Regions from separate parts of the Homo sapiens genome. Here region 2 is linked to region 1. A link is a loop called in an ENCODE intact Hi-C map of the cell type or tissue named here. Cell type or tissue: IMR-90. All regions are shown on one strand. Links, peaks and the distances in the headings refer to the core of each region. The heading gives the core; the rest is flanking DNA.

Region 1 (8,007 bases), core at 1,137-6,136:
TGCAAATGCATTTGCTGAGTAATCTGAAGATAATGCAACCTTCAAAACCAACTGCTTGGTGCAATGAAAATAAATACTTACAAAAATAGTAAAGATTCCTTGAGTCAAGGAAAAAAGTAAACTTAGTTCACTTAAGATACACATCTCAAGGCCTTTAAGTAAGGAAGAGAGAATATTCTAAAGAATAAAACCTGTAGTATATATGAATTCTTCAGTTACAGAGATGTTTTCATCTTTTCAACCACAAAGACCAGGACAGTGTGAAGCACAAAGTCAGGGCCCATTAAATGACTCTGGACAAAAGGGAAAGAGGAGGCAGTCAGTAAATCTCGATTAATTAAAAGAACTTGGATACAACAAAATATTTGGGAATATGAGTCATTAAGTGTTCACCAAACCTAAGTCTCCGCCTCTAGATACAGGAAACTCATTATTATTCTTGGCTGCTTTTGTTTCTAGTTTGGGCCATATGATTAGATCTGACCAATGAGTTGTGAGCAGAAGAAAGTGAGTTTCACAATTCAAAGTATTTTATTACAGGGACCTCCAGAGATCTCTTTCTTTTTGCCATGGTAAAAGGCAATGTTTGCAGAGTTAGCTGCTTCCACAGCCTGAATACAGGAGGAGGAGACATTGAACAGAACCCCAATGCCTTCCACAATAAACATGTAGCCTAAGTGAGAAAGAAATCTATATTATATAAGTCGCTAGATTTGGAAGTTATTATTTATTTATTTTATTTTATTTATTTATTTTTGAGACAGAGTTTCACTTTGTTGTTCAAGCTGGAGTGCAGTGGCATGATCTCAGCTGACTGCAACCTTCACCTCCCAGGTTCAGGCAATTCTCCTGCCTCAGCCTTCCGAGTAGCTGGGATTACAGGCACTGGCCACCATGCCCAGCTAATTTTTGTATTTTTACAAAATGCAAATAGAGACGGGGTTTCACCATCTTGGCCACGCTGGTCTTGAACTCCTGACCTCAAGTGATCTGCCTGCCTCAGCCTCCCAAAGTGCTGGGACTACAGGCTTGAGCCACCACGCCCAGCGGTATTTTTTATCACTTAGCCAAGTTTATCCTGACTCATCCACTTAGGCATTTTTCCTTCCTTTAACGGTACCAGGTCTTCTGTATTGTTCATTATATATGAATCTACTCTCACATTAACTTTTTTAGAGAGTAATCTTGTAAATATTTAGAGTTAGAATTCCCTATGTAAAGCCATTGGAGAACCCATGAGAAATCCTTACATGTATACATTTATATACCATAGTCTGGAGAGAAACTTCCTGAAGTAAGTTCTTTAAAGAAATATGTTCTTTAACTTTTTTCTAGAACAGCATTTTAAATTTTTTGGACAATCGCAAGAAATGTATTCAGAAAGCTACTCATTAGAGAAAAATTGGAAAAATACTATAAAGAGGTTTGAAAAAATATAATAAATGTGAACACTTATCAAATTGTTCCAAATTTACTTTGGATTCCTTTAATAAACCTAAGCCAATCCCAATTTGTTCTCGGCATTTGATGTTTGAAGAGTTCATACATCCTGTCCTTTCGCTTCCAGATTGAAATACCCCAGAAGTACACAAAAACAACAGAACTGTGGTATATCTAACTATATCTAATCCATCAGGTAATATCTTCGGTCTTTCAGGAAATGCTCAGCATCTTAATAAATAGAGCCATATTTTATTATGAGAATTGAAATCCCCATGAACTACATGAAGGGCTGCATTAATGCTAACATTAAAAGTTAGGAGTAAAGAAGTATTACAAAACTGCTAAGTATGAATATCCTCTTTTGTGACAAAGTTCCTTTTTGATGGGATATCTCTCAGTAAGGACATTGATACTATTCATCAGCATTTCAAGAAACATGACCGCATTTTAAGTTCAGATTAAGCACTAAATTTTGTTTCTGTTTTCCTCTTTTGTATCTCTTACAGAATGCTGCAGCCTAGACTTAGAGCAAGCAAGGTTAGATTGCTTTAAATGTTTTAATTTCATTACACCAAATTGATGCAAACAATTGAAAAATGGCTCAACTTAATTTTAAATCGAATACATTTTCCCAAAAGATTGTAGGATTTGAACTTAGAAAGGATCCAAATCCAAATCTTATCTCTGCCATTTATGAGCTATGTCATTTTAGGCAACCTGCTTATCTTCTCAGTACCTTATTTTCCTCTTTCGCAAAATTTGATCACCACAGAATCATTTAGTTGATAGTACTGTTGTGAGGACTGAATGTGATAATACATGTCAGGCATTAAAAGTAGTCACTTGGTTCCAACAAGCATTAAAAACACATGTTTCTATTATAATTGCTTTAAAATAAAATAACTGAACCATGGATACATTCTTAAATACATGCAGTTGCTTAAATTATTTTGGAAGAGGAATATAGAAAATGTGCCAGTGTTCACACAGACAGCTACAATTTTCCAAATATACATCACTTGTTTCACATGTATCTAGAACTAAATAATCCCTACCATTTCTTCCTTACAGTGCTACAAGTTAAAAAACATATTTCATGCATTTTAAATTAATTAATTAAGTGTGAAGTAACTGCTCAGGTGCGGTGACTCACACCTGTAATCCCAGCACTTTGGGAGGTGATGTGAGTGGATCACCTGAGGTCAGGTGTTCAAGACCAATCAGGCCAACATGGTGAAACCACATCTCTACTAAAAATACAAAAATTAGGCAGGCATGGTGGCACACACTTGTGGTCCCAGCTACTCGGGAGGCTGAGGCACAAGAATCACTTGAACCGGGGAGGGGAGGTTGCAGAGAGCCGAGACTGCACCACTGCACTCCAGCCTGGGTGACAGAGTGAGACTCTGCCTTAAAAAAATTAAAAATTAAAATAAAAAATGAATAAACTGTAAAGTAACTGAAAGATGAGACATAACTTGTAAAATCCAAAGGAAGATGGTAAGATCGTGAAGTAGTTTTTGGTAGTTCTCTTTAGGAAATTCAAAAGTTTCAGTATTTATTTCAGTAAGTTTCATCTGTAAATCCAATGAACATGTACAATATTTTACCAAGTTTCTGTTCCAACCCTGATATACTGTCCACCACCACGGCAGTGGTGTCTTTCTGCCATCTAGTGGACAGACTATAATACTACAGGCACACTTTTGAAAATTTAAATATAAGGCCTCAAAGGAACAAAACCACTTTTGTTTCTTAAGTTTTAAATCTTAAAAGCGGATCGGAGGGCTGAGCGTGGTGGCTCACGCTTGTAATCCCAGCACGCTGGGAGGCTGAGGCGGGTGGATCACTTGAGGTCAGGAGGAGTTCAAGACCAGCCTGGCCAACATGGTGAAACCCCCTCTCTGCTAAAAATACAAAAATTATCTGTGCATGGTGGCAGGTGCCTGTAATCCCAGGTACTCGGGAGGCTCAGGCAGGAGAATTGCTTGAACTGGGGAGGTAGAGGTTGCAGTGAACCGAGATCGCACCAGTGCACTCCAGCCTAGGAGACAGAGCGAGACTCTGTCTCAAAAAAAAAAAAAAAAAAAAAAAAAAAGTAAATCTGAGAAGAGTGACTTTGTGATATTATAAGAAGCACTTTTTACATTTTATTTATTTATTTATTTATTTTTTATTTATCTTATCGAGACCAGGTCTTGCTCTGTTGCCCAGGCCGAAGTGCAGTGGTGCAATAACTCACTGCAGCCTCCAACTCCTGGACCCAAGTGATCCTCCCACATCAGCCTCCTGAGTAGCTGGAACTACAGGTGCAACCACTTCTAGCTAATTATTAAATTTTTTTTTAGAGATGAGTTCTCAATATTTTGCCTAGGCTTGTCTCAAACTAGAATTATTTAAATTAAATGCAGTATGAAAAACACATGAGATATGAGAGAATATGTAAAAGGCACAACTTTGAGCAAGTTGAATAGTGTAACCCTATTAATATAAATGCCTCTCCATGAAGAAATACTGAAAATGTTGTGATGATAAATGTTTTGTAATACTTCATTAGTCCTAACTTTTAATGGTGCATCAATTGGAAATCCGCTTTAACATATTTTCATACTTAGACCAAAAATATCCACTGCAACAATAATAATATAATAGCCAATGCACAAAAGAACAAAACGAAGCATGAAATATATGTTTCCATATGTACAAATGTAAACACATACTCACATAGTCATTCTTTAGTATAATGGAAACAAGACACCTATTATCACTTGCTATTTTGTGGTTACAAATTTGCCCAGGATTAAGAAATGGTCACACCAGAAAAAAACGATTAAAACCTCTAACATCAAGCACAGTGATTTTGCTATCACACAATGTTACCTTACTAACTTAAGGCTTCTTCACAAAATAATTATCAGATCTCAATTACCTAATATTTTCATTTGAAACCCAATTATGTAAAACAATAGAGATATCATAAGTGATTTATTTTTGAGCATTTTTCACATATATGCATGGATAGGTAGGTAGAAAGATTATTTTAAGGAACATTTTTAGATAATAGATGTTAAATACACTGCTGAAAAAGGACACATTTGTGAGAAGGTGAGCAAAGTGATCTCCAAAAGGCAATCACACTCTAATACTTGTGAAACCTGAGGCCACATGGACCCAAGGCTGCAGTTCGCCCCTCATCTCTTCCCACCCCTGGGTCCATCTCATACCATGAGGGAGCTTCATACTAATGCCTCTGTGACACCCTAGTTCACACATACAAACTCAGACCATGCCTCTCCCCACACACCCCACCTCCACCCTCATACTAAAAGCAGGCTCTACAATTTGGACCAGGAATAGGGTATCTTGATTACCTCCAATGTATGCAAGCATTGGATGGGCATTTCACATTGGTCCTCATAAGCTTCACACCAACTCCTCACCCTTTGTGGAAGGGCACTGCAGGAGGACAGCGAGGATAGGGTCTACAGGGACTAAGAGTGGTACTGGAGTAAGTGTGATTTACAAAAGGGTATTTTCTGGAGGGCTATATGGTGGAGAGAAGATGTGAAATAATGGTGTCAAAGGGGAGCCTCATGTTCAGCATTTTCCCTAGTTTCTGTATTCAAGTGTCTTGTTCTAGAATAAAGAATGTCAAACTTTCCATGGAAGCAAGGAAGACAGGAACTAAAGACAGCTGTCATGGTGAACTCCATCCTGACCTAGGTGAAAAATTTGTTTCTCTGACTTGTAATGTCAACTATGGAAACAAATTTTCCCTTCAAATATGAGGTGTCTATCCTGTAGTCTGTGTTCATTTTGCAAGAGACATGAACATGTCGGATATAGACAGCATTATTTTATTAGAGGCAGACATATGTATATACTTACCAAACTGTTCATTTTTGAAGATGAAGAACCTGCTCTTTGCTTTCTTAAACTATTAACTTCTTCTATATTTCCATCTTTCGGTTTCAAAATCATTCTGCTACTCCCTGCAGTGCCTTCTGACGAGGATCGCAGTCTCCTCTCTATAAATCTTCCTTCACGAAATGGACTGAGACTACTGGCAAGAACTATGGAAAGGAAAATAAATAAAAATGAAGGTAAATATTTAAATGTAGTTTTTACAAATGTCCCACTGAAAGATCATGAAAAACTCTTAGTGTTATTCAAAGTTTCTCTATCACAAGAAAACTTTTAAATGTATAGCATCAGTTTAGTTCACTTAATCATGTAATCTCTTTGAAGCCCAAAACGTTTGGAGTCATCCTTTGTTGCTTCGTTGCTCACATTAATCACATAAATGAATCCTGTCCTTATTTCCTTCAAACTGTATACAGAATCTGATTCCTTCTACCTCTCCTTCTAAGACCCTGGACCAAATCTATGCTGGCTTGGTTACTGCAATATTTGCTACAATTCTCCTACCTCTGCCTACTCTCATCTGCCTCTCCACCCGCAACACAATCTACATTCCACATAGTAGCCAGAATCATATACTTAAAACATAAGTGAGGGCCATCACCACCACTCCTCTAGCCAAAAGGTGATGTTTTTCAAATGGCATAACAAATTCTTCATAATATGACCCATATGACTGCTCTCTCTGTCCCCAAACCAGGGACAGGAGGAGCACCCTGTTCACCTGCTCACCTCTGCAATCTCATGTCCTGCTCTCCCCTCCATCACTCTGCTCATGCCACACTGGACTCTTGCTGCTCTGGTACATCACTGGCATGCTCCAGCCCTACACAGCCTTTGACTCACAACCTTGCACTAATATATTTCTCTCAAATATCTGTATGACTTATTATTTAAGTTCCTTCAAACCTTTACCAATATGTTACCTTGGGTATCATCCTGTTACATTTAAAAATGCAAACTGGAATCCCACTTCTGCTTCCTAAGCCTTTATTCTGCTTTAAACTTACCCTCAGCAGTTATCACCATCTGATATATATAGCATGTTAACTGAGTATCCCCAGTGGAAAGTAAGCCTCAGGAAGGCAGGGATCTAGGCCTGTTTTGTGTATTGCTACATCCCTAGTGCCTAACATAGTGTTAAAACAATAAATATTTGCTGAATGAATGAATGAGTAAATGAAAAAATTGTTCTAATTAGGCTCATCTACTAGTTTAAAGACTGTCCAGAATCTATTAGTCCAATATATAGCAGTTCTTTTTAAATAACTTTTTAAGACAATGAATAAAAGTTAAATTGCCAGATAACTCATTAGTTCTGACATGATTGTACACCTAGAACACTTAGATGTGTATAAAGTACTGGCTTAAATATTTCATACAAAATACAAACTAAATTTAGCATTATGAAAGTTAGTGTCTATAGCAACTCTTTATTGGATAAAATACATTTACTTAGCTGTTTTTAAAATTTTAAACTTCAAAATTATAAAATCCTTATAAATAGCACATGAATATTTTCAAAAACTAAAGGATAGTTTAGTTTGTTGACATTACCAGCTTATTTATCCAAGAACAGCCAACACATTATCAAATCAGCAAAATTAATGTGTTATTGTGTTACAAATAGGATCCCAATCAACATAGTAATAGTCTCCAAGATAACTGATCATTCTCTAATTTCCAGAGAGAGAAAAATATGCAGTATTCAATTAGGCTTTGAGGAAAGTCATCATTACTAAATAAGAATTAGATATGTCAGGATAATTGCATTTCTATCTCTTTTTTATATAATTTTAAAACTTCCTGGATTTCAATATCAAGTCCATCATTTGCTAACTATGTGACCCTATAAAGTTATTTAACTTATTATAAATTTTAGTTATTAACATGACATGCAAAATTTTTATAAGGACTATATGAAACAGTGCATGCAATCTTCTTAGTACATTTTTGGGCATATATTAATTATACAAAAGGGTAACCATCATTAATATCATCATCATTATCATATTCTCATGATTATATTACAGGTAAAGGAGCTAGGCATATATGACTAAAGAATACAAAGTTCCAAAAATGGACAAACATGGTCACGTGCATAAAAGTGATCTTGTATCAAATGAGAAAAGTATTAAGACAGCTGGAAAATTAACTCATGCATTTAAAACTTTGAAATTCTATGTTTATGGATAAACTTTATAATCCTATTACTCGTGACATTATGTCACATAAATTTTATTTAATATTTTAAGTCATGACATGTAGTAAAGCATAGTTATGGAGAGCCAGAGCTTTGGATTCAGAGAGTTGTAATCTGACTGCACTACTTACCAGCTGTATGATTCTTTAGCCTGTTTTCACATTTGTAAAATGGGAAACATAGGAGCCTACCTCATAGGATTTATATCCCAATAAATGAATTATTAGTTTTGTGATTGTGGACACACAGTTTATCTTTGCTCCCATCTTCTTGCCTGCAAAATAGCTTATAATAATAGTAGCAATTTCAATCATTTTAATTAATGTATATAAAGTATACAGAATAATATCTAGGACATAATAATCACTTCCAAATTTGGGAAAATTATTAGTAGCAGTAGTAGCATTAATGATAGTAGAGAAAAAGGAATTAAAATATGT
Region 2 (8,007 bases), core at 1,425-6,424, 2.0 Mb before region 1:
TCTAACAGGTATCAGACTTTTTCTAGTCTTTGCCTGGAATTAGTCACATTGGTTGAAAACAAATTAGGGACACCTGGTCACTTAGGGAAATACAGACCTAGAAAGCTTTTAATGAGATTTCAATTATAAAGTTATAAAAAGGAGAGAACGTGCTAATTACCTTTTATACAATGATTTTTTTTTTCTGTCTCCAGTGTATTTTTTAGGCAATCAGGATAGAGAAAGGTTCCTGAAATCCTTTCTATTGATAGAAATTCTTCTCTATCAGGATAGAAAAGATCTTGAAATTAAAATAAAAAAGCAGAATAATTAAATAAAACAGAAAAATTTTTCATAAACATTTGGTCAAAATATTTCATTGAGTAGCTTAATAACCTATGTAGATAAATTCCGAATGAGGAAGTTGGGTACTCTCTTCCATGGAAAAAGCTGAGGAAGTCCTGAATGACAGCCTCTCAGTCTCCAGTGAAAGGATTTTCTGCAAGCTTATTCCTTAAGATAAAATCCTGATCATTGTGACTTCTTTTCTTATAATGATTGACTTATGTCAATCTGGCCTCATTGCAAACTGAAGATTTGTTAACACAATCGAGTGACTAGTCGAGGTCAGGTATTAATGTCATAATATTGTCTCAGTTATAATTGGAATTCTTTAGGAATGTTGGATGTGTGGATGTCAAGCTCATTACACAACCTTTCAAAGCCTTACCTCCAAGTTTGGCAAACCTCTTTTCCTCCCGTTCCCTCACTTGAGCCCTTCTCTCTAGCCTTCTGAATTGGGTTACTATTTTTCCAGACACAGTTGTACATTCTCACTTCTGGCTGTTTTCATTCATCTTGTACACTTTTTCCTGAACATTCCAGAAAATGTTTTGCTGCCATATTTTTACTTATGTTAATATTTCTGCTTGGAAAGCACGTATTTGTCCTCCCAACCACTCTCCTTCACCATCTCAAGGGCTAGTTCAAATTCCTTTTGCCCATGAAGTAGTGTCCAGTCCTTTAATGTGGAATAAATCCATCTATCTTCTATGCTGTCGTAACACACCCTATTTTGTATTAGAGTTAGACAGAACTACTACTAAGTTAGATCATAAATGCCTTGAGAGTGAAAACCAAAGCTCATTCACATTTTATTCAACACAGCATTTTACAGAGAACCCCTTTGTTGACTTGAATTTCATCACTTCCTTCTGAATCTGGAACAAACCAGTGCTTCCAAGAAGCATTCACTGATTAATTACTCTCAATTTTGATCATTCTCTTATCTTTTGTTTCCATTAGTAGACATTGACTCAATATTGATTATATTAATGTTGGTGTTAATGTCATTTTACTTTATAAAGTGTTTTGATGCAATTCCATAGATTATACTTTGCTTATTCAGATAATGAATTGAAAGAAGAGATGCACTCCCCATAGCTTCCTTCAAATATTATTTACAGTGACATTCTAAAAATTGGTAAGTCATTATGTATTCTATCAAGAAAAATTATAACCATTTAACATGGAAAGAACACCATGATATCTTAGAATAAGATAACTAGGAAGAACTTCAGAGCATTAACTAGTCCAGTCCTGGCTAATGAGTATCTGTCCTGGAGAAAGTCAAATATTGTATAGTCATATTCATACTATTTCCCCTCTTGGAAATGTTTTAGTGTACTGTGAGCAAAGCATTTTCATTATTCCCAAATCCTCCAGTTTAGTAGTTTTCAAATGTAGATTCACTTTGAAATAATCTGAGAAGCTTTTTAAAATGGTCACTTAAGGCTAATTTAATCAGAATCTCTGGAGTTTGGGACACAGCCTGTAATATATTCTAAAAGCCTCTATACAGGGCTCTGCTATGCAGCCATAGTTCAGAATCACTGTTCTAATACTCAGACATTTAAATGAGTCTGGGTGACACATCAAAAAAAGCCCTTAAGGTATAATGACCACTCCTGCCAATCAGAAGAAACAGTAGAACAACAAGTTTTGGCTTTCCAAAAGTTACACAAGAAAGTTAGTATAAATTTAACATTGGCTGTTTGATTTTTCAAGAATAACAATCAGTCTTTTTACTGTTGAAATAATTTCTACATTCAATGATTCCTAATTAATAAATATATAATAAATATATATTAACTATATTTTCTACTACTTTAGAAAATTGTCTGTCATAATGTAATATGTAGTTAGCTGGATACAAATATTTATAATGTGTGAGTTAGATGTTAAATTCCAGAAGAAAAAATATGAATTCACTAGCTGTGCATATTAAATGTTTTAATGACAGCTATCTGTTGGTCTCATTAAGGCTGCTTAACTTTAATTCAAGCCTTATTATATGGAAATAAGTGATGTACCTGGCCCACTGTACTTAAATTCAAACCTTGTGAAATTCTGGCATGTATTGGCAGGAAAATACCCTCATTAACTAAAGTTTTATAACAAATGATTAACTATTTAAAATAAAATGTAAGTAAATCATGTTTGTTGAGTTTATTCTTCCAAGGTGGAGACTGTTACTTCATTCAGGCATCGATCATGATTTGAACATCAATTATTTGAAGAAATGATAGATTATCTGAACTACCCCAAGATTTAAACTAATATGCCTATTTTTCTTTGAAAAGCAGAATTTTTGAGAAAAACTGATTTGCATTGGAGGGGAAACTACAAATGCTGACTGCTTCAATCATGCACAATTGTGGAAAGAAAGCAAGGTAATAGAATAGAAATTCTTGGAACATATAATTATTTCATTTTCACTGTTAAAACTGCTAAGAATACCAATGCTTAAATTTTAAAAATCAGCTGCTCATTGTTATAACAGCAGTAAATCAACTTACATTGGTCAATTTTAACGAACTGTTCAATTATATTTTAATGACTCATGAGTTTTATTTTGTTTTAGTATAAAGATCTATGAATTTATGAGTCAACTTATTTGAAACTTAAAAGAGTTGGTTTTTAAAATAATATCATCAAAATGGGACACAATAAATTCTGATCATTATTTCTAATTATTTATGATTATATTATTCATATTACAAATATGGCTAGTCACACAAAAGATTCCAAGTACATTTCAACCTTAATATGAGCATGAAAGGAAAACTGTTAAAAGGCAAAGACTGATCATCTATAGATGCAAGTAGTTGTGATAAATGGCTGTAAAATTGTAATTGGGATATTTATTTGCAGATGTGAAAAACATAAATTCCCTTTGGTTGAGGGACTGAAAGAGTAACTTTTGTACTCAGCACATCAAAGAAGTTCAGAGCTCATTGAGGCTTCAGGGGCTTTCTCATTCAGTGTCTTGGTTTTCTAGACAATGATGGGAAAATTGAGTTCCAGAAGTTGTACTAATATTTGTTGGAAGGCTTAAACTTAGAAAGCACATGTTTTGACTTTTAAATAAGCTTTGAAAAAATACTTAAATTACATATTCCTGTATAACATATTTACGCTGGCCTTATCTTGACCTCATTTTTTTCAGGTCAACTTCACACTGACTTACCACTTACCGCTCTGTCAAACTATTTTGTCTGTGACACTAGTGAAAATCTTATCCTCAGTAATAGCTTATATCTCTCCCTTCCCTTCCTTCGCCTTCCCTCCCCTCCCCTCCCTTCCTTCCTTCTTTCCTTCCTTCCTTCCTCTCTTCATCTCTCCCTTTCTTCTTCCCTTCCCTTCCTTTCCTTTTCCTTCCCTCTTCCCTCCCTTCTAAAATAAACTCATAATCTCTTTCTTCTTTTCAAAGCTTTCTGTAAATCTATGAAACTGTAAATCTATATGCCCTATCAGACAATGCCATATTATCTTCTAACTCAATTAGATATAAATTCTAATATAATTTTGCAATTTAAATGATTAATAAATATGAATGCTTTACCAAACTTATCTGTTTTTAAGGTTGATTCAAGTGAAAAACTTCTAGTTTTAAAGTTTTCTTACTGTCTATACATTGGCAATGATACTGAACTTTTAGAAACAGGGATTCATTAATAGTCCTTTTAGTTACCTTATCTTTTCTGTCCAAATGTTGATGTGGCATTTCAAGAGAAATGTTGATAAGCATCAAACAACTGATTGATGGAGAACAAATGATGACTTTAACCCAAAAGGGGCACATTATTGAGATTGGCCCCTCAATACATTATATCCTGTCCCCACAAGATGGCAGCCATGCTTGATGTAGATTTAATCAGCTTACTTTTTGAATGTCTCTACTTTTAACAGTTTACAAGGATATTATTAACTCATACTAATCAAATAGCTATAATGAAGCAAACTTTATATTTTAAGGTTTTTTTTGTTAACTTGAATTTCTGAAGTTTTATTTCTTCTGGTTCTCCTAAACCTTTCACATAGAAGTAATAGGTTTCTATTAGAAGGCTCCAATAAATATCTGTTTTATTCATATTTTCTCTAGTTTGATCACTTGCTTAGGAATTAAAGACCAATAGAACGATCTTTAATAATATGCCACTCACTCCTGAGTTAAAGGATGGTTAGAAAACTGAGACATTATTTTGTGATTCAAATTTCTGGTATAAATATTAAAGTTTCAAAAATGAGTTAATATAACTATTTGCTTTTTAAAGAATACATATCTTATATATCTTGAAATAAGAAATTACACTTTGCCATGGGAAAGAAATTTTCTGTCAATTATTTCACTGATCTTTTTCATGTGGCATATTAGTTGAGGCAAATGTCTGAGTATATCAAAAGCCAAAAACAATTGTATTATGTCAACTATAGTGTACATTAGCATTTTAAATCCTAAAAAAATCAAATTTTATTTTCTCATAATTAACTTTTATTTACAACATTTTTTGTAACATACTTGTCTAGACACATAAGTGGCTCCGTATAGAGTATACTTATGGAATATGCCACAGATAAACTGTACATTTTGGTATAAAATATATTGTATTTTATAGTAGCACAAGTCATGAAGAAAGTGTAAATAGAGAAACAAAAGCTTGATTTATATACATATGTATAATATATATATATTGACTTTGAAGATTTTAAAGGAGTCATAGAAAACATTTCATTTCTTAGTGGATAGCTACATAATTTATTTAGAATTAAATACAATAGATTCCTTATTCCTCATTGGTTCTGCAAATTGGTGGTGAATTTAAGCATTTAACAGATTATGAATAGATGAATGAATTAAGGAGTGAAGAAAAGGATAAAATAAAAATTTTTAAATATTGTGGAATATTACCCATGCGGCATAATACAAAATCATCTTAATTCCAAAATAAACAGATAACTGAGGTATCAAAGTTTTCTGTTCATAAGATTATTTTGCCTATTTATCAGTCCCATAGTTTACAACACAAATAGTGGTTATTCATTTGGTCTAGAACAGATGGAAGATATTTTCAAAGGGTTCTTTGGAATATGTCAATAAAAATTATCTCAGCAATAGAAGCCAAAATATGAATCTCTGCCCAAATTTAACTTGAACTATTTGTAGTATGGTTTATGTGACTAAAGAGAATGCTGAGTTGGGGGTGGTTGGACACTAAATTTAGGGTTAGATTTCACAGAATTTACCTGAAGTTTGTTAATATAAAATTACACTATCAACATTTTGTTTGCTCTCCTTTTTCTAAACTTTGCTGCTTTTTCACATTTTTTATTTCATCAAGAGAGTTTAACTATAATTAGACACAACAAAATCAAAATTGTGAAAATAAGACAATATTTAAACATTTTTAAATGCCAGTGTGTTTAAAAAATATCTAAACTAGCATTTCCCACATTGAGCTCTATGGAATACTGTTCATGGGAAAAATAAAAAAAAATAAAGGAGGCTTCGTGGTCACATAAGATTGTAAAGTGCTAAATAGATATTTTCTTCTCTTACAGATCTGCAGTGCAAATTAATATATTAAAAGTCAAGAGAAGTCTACTAGGAAACAAATCATTAACCTGTATTAATCCTAGTATATCCCAAATGTTTTTAGCCCTCAATTTCCCTTTTTATAATACATACTGAACACTCTTTGTTACACTGTTGCAACGCATTTTCTAAATTCCAAAAGTAAAATTATTATTTTTGTTGTTGTTGTTGATTTCTCTTCTGTTTTTTGATATTTCTATTAGCCAGATCACAAATCTGTATGCTGGAATATCATATCTGGAGAGAAATTCTGGTTTGTGCTGTAATAGAAATTTCTAATCTCCATTTTGAACTTCTGTGATGGAAGAAAGATCTATCACTAAGCAATAAACATGTTTTCATTTTAAAATGCTTTATAGATTTTTGCTTATGATTAGGATATAAAAATTTAAAAACATTGTTGTGATTCTAACAGTGAGAAAATACTGGATGATATATAAAAATATTATTTTTCTTAAACCCATCAGACAGCTGATGTAATGAGACAACAAAGTAAACTGAGTTCCAAGAAGTAGAAGGCACCTTGGATGTGAGACAGGACATTAAAATTGTTTCATTTTATCAGAGCACAGAAGGGGCTGCTGTAGAAGCACATAAGAAAAAAACAACCCAAATTTTAATGAATTCCTAAAAGCTTAATGTGGATTACAAAAAAATTAAAACACCTGGGAACACAAACACAGGACATTTTCATTCAATTATAAACTAGTCTATAGATCTTCACAGGAGTTCATGGGAAAGAATGAGGACCAGGGAGGATCGCTAAATGCTAAAGGTATGATGGGGGTAGAATAGCTTCAAACTATAGTCCACTTTCCTGCACCCTTCACTGTAGGTAGAAAAAAGCTTTAAGCTGATTAGGGAGAAGCAACAAACTGTCTTATCCCCAGGTCCCAGGCAAAGATCCAGTGCTCTGTGGATCAAAGCAAAACTCATCAACTTCTGGAGAAGTGTTAGTGAACCTTTCTTTCTGACATCAAGCAAAGATCACTGTTTTGGGGAGAGGGAATGAATCAAAATTGTCTTACCTTATGAAAACTTTTATGGGTCAGGATACTATGATGATATAAAGCAGAGGTGTACTCTTGCTGGAGGCAAAGAGGGGAAAAAAGTATCTCTCCTGTTTCAGATCCTTCAGAGATACAAGTCTGAATATAGTTCTCTTGGGGAGGAGAGAGACAAGAATAATAATAAAACCCTATTCCTGATACTCAGGCACATAGATGTTGTCTAAGACTGAACCTGCACCTGAAGAACCGCAAGTTTGCTTCCTGCCTCCGTAATGAGTTTAGGATTGAATAAAAAGCAACAGCAGTCTACTTAGAGAGGAAGGAGTATGGATATAGAGACCCTCTATTTGACACAGTAGTGCAATGGATTCTGAAAGGGAGGGAGCACAAAAACTGATAGAAGCCTCCAACACCACAGTCCTCACTCAATCATGTGGTTCAACCAGCCCACACTGAAAAAATTAGAAGACTGGCTGGCAATGAGGGTGAATATATCAAAAACAAAGCCCAAACACAACTCAATTATTTACTACCACCCTAAGAGAGGAAGAGTTGTATACATTTCTGGCTATGAATGTTCTTCACCTCAGTCTTTATTGTTCTTGAATTCACAATGTTTAACATCACTCAAAAATTATAAGACAAACAAAATAGCAAGAAACAAACAAGCCATTTTCCAGAGCTAAAACAATCAATAGAAGGAGTTTGAGCTGTTAGTCAGATGTTAAAACTATCAGTCAGGGGATTTACAAAAACTATGATTTGCATATCTACTACTATCTGATCTTTGACAAACCTGACAAAAACAATAAATGGGGAAAGGATTCCCTATTTAATAAATGGTGCTGGGAAAACTGGCTAGCCATATGTAGAAAGCTCAAACTGGATCCCTTCCTTACACCTTATACAAAAATTAATTCAAGATGGATTAAAGACTTACATGTTAGACCTAAAACCATAAAAACCCTAGAAGAAAACCTAGGCATTACCATTCAGGACATAGGCATGGGCAAGGACTTCATGTCTAAAACACCTAAAGCAATGGCAACAAAAGCCAAAATTGACAAATGGGATCTAATTAAA

What was found. Hi-C counts contacts between places; a loop is a spot of excess contacts. Peaks named below come from ENCODE experiments on the same cell type or tissue, not always from the same donor. Only the 100,000 strongest peaks of a DNase experiment are listed, where the experiment ranks them.
Region 2: it touches region 1 in a loop (12-fold over the local background); 2 of 110 quality-filtered maps call a loop at or near these places.

The regions. Positions count from the first base shown.
Region 1 is chr4:90,310,372-90,318,378 of GRCh38, reverse strand. CCSER1 (coiled-coil serine rich protein 1) reads right to left here. Exons shown (of 11, transcript NM_001145065.2): 3 at 5,332-5,516. Among named protein-coding and RNA genes, the nearest start is that of CCSER1, 190 kb to the right of the region's middle. RefSeq lists enhancers at 3,007-3,301, 3,037-3,396. In IMR-90, for the core only: a CTCF peak has its summit at 3,105 (motif pointing left); a DNase peak (open chromatin) is centred at 3,128; H3K27ac peaks cover 138 bases; H3K27me3 peaks cover 224 bases.
Region 2 is chr4:92,295,503-92,303,509 of GRCh38, reverse strand. No RefSeq gene overlaps it. Among named protein-coding and RNA genes, the nearest start is that of GRID2, 4.5 kb to the left of the region's middle. In IMR-90, for the core only: a CTCF peak has its summit at 4,158 (motif pointing right); no DNase peak of the experiment used is centred there.